Linked DNA regions of Mus musculus: region 1 is linked to region 2. The links are chromatin contacts, found by Hi-C or POLR2A ChIA-PET in ENCODE. All regions are on one chromosome and are shown on one strand. Each heading gives the region's core, a stretch centred on a gene start or an enhancer-like site at or near the end of the contact. The rest is flanking DNA. Distances are from core to core; before and after follow the strand shown. Region 1 overlaps Gm15997 (predicted gene 15997). Region 2 holds the start of Tex26 (testis expressed 26).

Region 1 (2,894 bases), core at 295-2,794, 85 kb before region 2:
CCACACAAACGAAATAAATAAAAGTTTAAAAAAGTTATGTATTAGTTTAGGGCTGGTGAGATGGCTCATTATCTAAAGGCTCTTGCCACAAGCCTGACAAGCCTGAGTTTGATCCCTGTGTCCCATATGGTGGAAGGAGAGAACTGACTCCTGCACATTGTCCTCTGACTGCCTTATGCTTGCTTGCATGCACACACACACACACACACACACACACACACTTCAGGGCTAGAGAGATGGTTCAGCAGTTAAGAGTGCACACTGCCTCTTTCAGAGGATCCAGGTCAGTTCCCAGCACCCACACCTGTAACTCCAACTCCGGAGCAACCAGCGCCCTCTGCTGGTATCTGCAGCTACCTGCACCCATGTGCCCATCCCCCCCCACAGACCCACATAATGAAAAATAACATATTAAGTTCTCTCTCTCTCTCTCTCTCTCTCTCTCTCTCTCTCTCTCATGAAGCAGATCCCTTAATAAACTTACTGTGGCACAGCCAAGTACTGTTGACAATCGCCTTTTAATGCATGCTATGAGCCTTAGCTCTGCAGACACTGCAAGGACAGTCACCCAGGAAGCAGCCTTCACAAATGTGGTGATAAAAAAGGTCCCTTGTCACAAATCTAGCTCCTCTTATGCTAAGTATGACTGAGTCCCTGGTACCATGGATACAGGACAACAAAGAACTATGCAAACTGGGAGCCTCTGAAATCTACCAGAGCAGGGTCAGGAGACAGATTAGATGACAAAGCAGACTCGGTTACTGCCTCTGTCTTACAAATAATCTTGTTTCTCTTTCACATAACCCCGAAGCTCAGCGAAATGCCAACCTGAGATGCTTAACACTACATTCATTTTAAACCTTTTCCCAGACTAAGGGTAAAAAAAAAATTTGAATGATCATCAAATGAGGTCTTAAATATGGTTTGAAAATGCCATGACTTTTTAACATTCAAACTCAGCTCCGCAAATCACCCGTGATTGACATTTTATTCCATCTCATGGCTGCTAATTAAGAGACACAGATACGAGCAGCCGAGATGAAATCAGCAGGAGCTGCAAGCCATTCTTAAAATAAAACGCAACCTCGATTTGCTTAAATCCTAAATCAGCACACACGGGGTGCCTACCATGTCATTCACATGGACTCCACTAGGGGGCAATGGATGATTGCGTCTACAACTGAAGGGCGCTCGTGATGGCTGCTATCTATGCACTTCAAGTGTGGCAGGCACTTCACACAATGATCAGAGCTGCAGTGGTGACAGGTAGGGAGCAACCAGTCATCGCTCCCAGCGTGTCTGTCAGAAGGATAAGGTGAAATGGGTCATTTGCATTTCCAGCAATCAGCTTGCTTTCTAATGAGCAGCCGGTGCTGCCTGGACCGGTTCTGGCTTCCCTCTCTGGCGTGTGCTGGAAGGCAGTAACCAGGCCAGCCCATACCCAGGAAAGCATCCAAGAAGAGGCAGAGGCAGAGGCAGGGAACTCCACTAACAGGGGCTGGCTGCCACAGGACACCGAGGACATAGAGAGGCTTCCCTCTGCCTCACAGTCCTGCCAACTTCCATTTGGGGAATTCCAGCCTGGAGGCTGTGTGGCCCAAATCCAAGGCACCGTTCCCGTACTAGTCTTTATGAATGGTGCTCCCTACAGCAGGGCAGCGTATTGCTTGTCTCCGCTTCCACCTCGTGGGGCTTGGGTTGCAGATCTCTGTAAGATTTAATACGTCGTGTGCGTGTGTTCGTGTGTGTGTGTGTGTGTGTGTGTGTGTCCCCTGTCTGCTCTCTCTCCTCTTAAGAAAAACCTCTGTTTGAAAAGACATTTCAAGTACCACAGAGAGATGGTGCCTGAGAGAGATTGGGAAGTGGGGGTGGGTTCAATTCTACGCATGCTCCATTTCCTCCTGACCTGCCTAAATCAGCTCACCAGGAAGAGTCTAGAAATTCGTCATCCAGTCACAATTTGTGTTTAGGTCACTCAGTCTCCTCTGCTGGGGCAATCTGCATTTAGGCCTTATTTCTAATTGTGCAGCAAAATTCATCTGAAGGATTTTTCTGTCTTGGCTGAGTGGAGACTCATCTGGGGGAGGCAATGTCCCTCCCTCTTTTGTCAGCAGGGATTTTAGACAGGGTCCTCTATTCCTAGCCTGTGTCTTCAAGTATTTGTTTAACGAGGGACATTTGGTGATCATGAAAGTCTAGAGCCAAGGGCATAGACCAGTCCCCCATCTCTGGAACACAGAAGCTTGGGGGAAACTGCATAGCTGCACTGTACCTCAATTTCTTCATTCTTATAAGCACTCATGGTGACCTCTGCCTTGCGGGGTGTAGTGATGTGAATAGATAGTACTAAAAGCATCAGGCTCCTTAGTGAGCACAATGGGTGTATTAGTGAGCCTAATTTGTATGTTAGTGAGCAGCACACACAGCAGAGAGCACCACACTCACATTAAGGAGCAACATATATAAGTTAGGGAGGACTATGCACATGATAGCAGCACCACTCACATGCTAGGGAGCACCACTCACATGCTAGGGAGGACCACTCACATGCTAGGGAGCATCACTCACATGTTAGGGGACATTACACATTAGTGAGCACCCCTCGAGTGCTAGGGAGCATCACACAGGTTAGGGAGCACCACTCATGTGCTCTTTGAGTGTTCTTGTTCTCATCCCATCTTGTCTGCCTTTCTATTTTCCTTCTTGGTCTGGTCTCAGCCTCAGGACACAAGGGAGTCCCCCCGCTTCACCCCTGGAAAGCACAGTAGACATCATTCTGGTTCTTGACTCGGTACACACACACACACACACACACACACACACACACACACACACAACCTACCTGGTCATCGCCATAGAGGATCAGGCACTTGTCAGGCTCCACGGAGCTAAAG
Region 2 (2,700 bases), core at 171-2,670:
CCAATCAAGGGCTCCTTCTCTAACAGCCTGGGCCCTCTTCATTGTACTCTCAACTTCTGGAAGGTTCCAAGGAGGACAGGAAGGTGATTTTTGTCCACACTGAGGCACAGGGGCCTCTGGGCCATGCATGGAAACTGCCTGATCAAGAGCGGGATAGTTCAGTCTGAACATTTGGCATTGGGTACTGAGTGTAGACAGTAGAGTCCCTGGCAGTTTGTGCAGCACCGGAAGTCCTGGGGTACGTGATCAATTCCGTAAGAGGAGGAATCCTAACTCTTATCTGTTCCAGACAAGGAAGGAGACTACTGGCCTAGGAAAATACCTGACAGACAGAGTGTTTAGAAAAAGGGAAATGGAAATTAAGGAGTGCCCTTGGGGATCCTGGGAGCTTTTCCCTCCTCCATCTCCTGACCTCGCCGTCCTATAGAATCTGAAAACATTTAACATTTTTTTTAACTGAATACGCTCCTTCCCGCCCTCCCCCCTCACACACACACTCCAGCTTTCCACTCTTCGTTTACAGAGAACTAGATTGGAATGTAAACACCCACTTCATTGTTCTCTTAGGAGCATCATTCTAAAGAATCCTCACAGCCCCTTAGCCAGCTCGGCTAGACGGCTGCAGCCGGCCATTATTGCTCCGAAGGGATGGATACGCTGACTGTGCACTCAGTAATAATGCTACTCGAGTCGCAACTAACAGCCAGGGGAGGTGATGTCTCTTCACCAACGCAAAACGCTGAGCTGGTAAACCCGCTGCCGCCGCCGCAAGCAGAACCACAGAGCAAGGCTCTCCATCTGTCACCTGGCAGAGCGCCTTTGAAAAGGGCTCAGCTCCCAGCCCAGTCTGCAGACAGAGCAGCCCTGGCCGGCTGATCCCGCCCCTCCCCTCCCTCCCGCCCCACTGAATTTGCTGTTTGCGACTTAAAGAACCAGCCAGACTCCTTCTCTCCCTCCATTACGTCCCCAGTTCTGTTCATTTGTCTTCGGCTCTGTTGTCCTTGGAAGGACACTAGCTGTGGCTTTATCATGTCTCCTCAGGGGTTTCCTTAAGTATTTAAAGGGACACCCCAGAGTTTTAGAGAGGGGAGTATAAAGGGCTGGACAGGAGTGTGATTTTGGACAGCTGATCTTTCTCCCTGACTCACTTGCGCCTCCCTGCCATCTCTAAAAGCGAGGCAAACCTCTCACGATTGATGCCCTTGGGGAAAAAAAAACTGCCTTATTTAAAACAACTCCACCGCACACACAGCACACCACGCCCCGCAGACCCGCAGCGTGGGCAGTCTTACTTGACTGGAGCTTGGGGTCACATTGAGCAGGGCACGAAACCTTGTTCCTATACCGGGCCATCTTGTCCCAAAAGGTCGCCTTCCCGCCCTGACAAGGCAGTAGTACTCCGCTCTGCGCCCCACCCTCTGCGCGTGCCTTTGTGAAGCGTCGCTATGGAGACGCCTCAGTCTCCGCCCCTGGACCCAGAGGGTGAGCGCATCACGCTGATTCCTGACTTTCATGGAGTGCCCTAATCCAATAGTTCTCAACCTATGGACTACGACTCCTTGGGGGTGGGGGGTGTCGAACGAACTTTTCACAGGGGTCACCTAAGACCATCAGGAAACACAGATGTTACCATTATACATTACAATTCATAACCGTAGCAACATTACAGTTATGAAGTAGCCACCAAACAATTTGTAGTTGGGGGGGGGGTCACCACCACATGAGGAACTATATTAAAGGGTCGCAGCATTAGGAAGGTGGAGAGACACTGCTCTGGTCCTTGCAATACTATGCCATTGTTTTATGTATTGGCAAATACGAGCAAACTGGAAAAGGCTGGAAAAAAAAAGTTTATTTTAGCCTGGTATACTGGTGCTCACCGGTGATCCGAGAACTCAGGAGGCTAAGGCAGGAGCCCAACCCTGGAAAGAGATGCCTTGTCTCAAAATATTAAATACCCCGAATATTAAAAACCCAGAAGCAGACAGACAGACGCCCAACCGCAAATTTGTGTCCATTCATAATTTTCAATGTAAGCAAAATTGGGCAAGGTTGGCATGGAAATCTGTAGGACACAGCGACTACACTCAAGGATGAGAAAGATGTGGTATAAGGGAAAGGTAAAAGTTTCGGCATCAGGTCTGTGTGAGGTCAACCCAGAGCATCCTAAGCTAGTGTCTAGTTACTTCAGGGAAACATTGGGCACAGGCTAATTACGGAGAGTCCAGAGGGATAATGGATGCAGCAGGGTCATCCTCCACTACATAGTTTGTCCAGGGGCAGCCTGGGTTACACCAGACCTTATTTTTAATAAATACAAAAAATCCCAAACTATATTCCTAGTACCAATCATAGGATGCCACTTTGTTACTGTACACTGGCCGGCTGATCCTACCCACTTATACATGTTAGAGTGTGGCTTTTAATTTTTTTCCACTTGTGATCACACTGTGCCTGAGAAATTTTTATGCCAGCTAGAGTATATAAGGTATATAAGACAAATACACAGGTCACATGTTTATTGATAATGAACCATGAGGAGCTTTATTTTAAAAAGCAATTCATTGCTGTGCATACAATTTTACCATCTATGAAAGATATGAAGCAAATTTGCATATTAATGAGACGTCATATTATTGAGGTTGCATATTAATGAGATGACCTGTTTATCTTACATAAATAATTAAATCTCGGCTGAAT

What was found. A loop is a pair of places that touch in the nucleus more often than their neighbours do. ChIA-PET counts read pairs that join two places held with the same protein, here RNA polymerase II (POLR2A).
Region 1: a map of left cerebral cortex shows a loop between it and region 2 (3-fold over the local background). The contact joins the enhancer-like site here to the promoter of Tex26 in region 2. A Hi-C loop is called at or near these places in 1 of 37 maps with a recorded cell type or tissue (left cerebral cortex). POLR2A ChIA-PET finds 5 or more read pairs at or near these places in 1 of 5 experiments (Patski).

The regions. Positions count from the first base shown.
Region 1 is chr5:149,523,046-149,525,939 of GRCm38, reverse strand. The region is part of intron 1 of Gm15997 (predicted gene 15997); the gene reads left to right. It also overlaps a transcript of Wdr95 not described here. Among named protein-coding and RNA genes, the nearest start is that of Wdr95, 4.2 kb to the left of the region's middle. Within about 2 kb of position 1,544, at least 1 of the 3 ENCODE cell types and tissues checked has a DNase peak (open chromatin) inside an H3K27ac peak, as active enhancers do.
Region 2 is chr5:149,438,380-149,441,079 of GRCm38, reverse strand. It overlaps Tex26 (testis expressed 26), which reads right to left and starts at 1,420. Exons shown (of 7, transcript NM_029464.2): 1 at 1,293-1,420. The coding sequence starts at 1,353.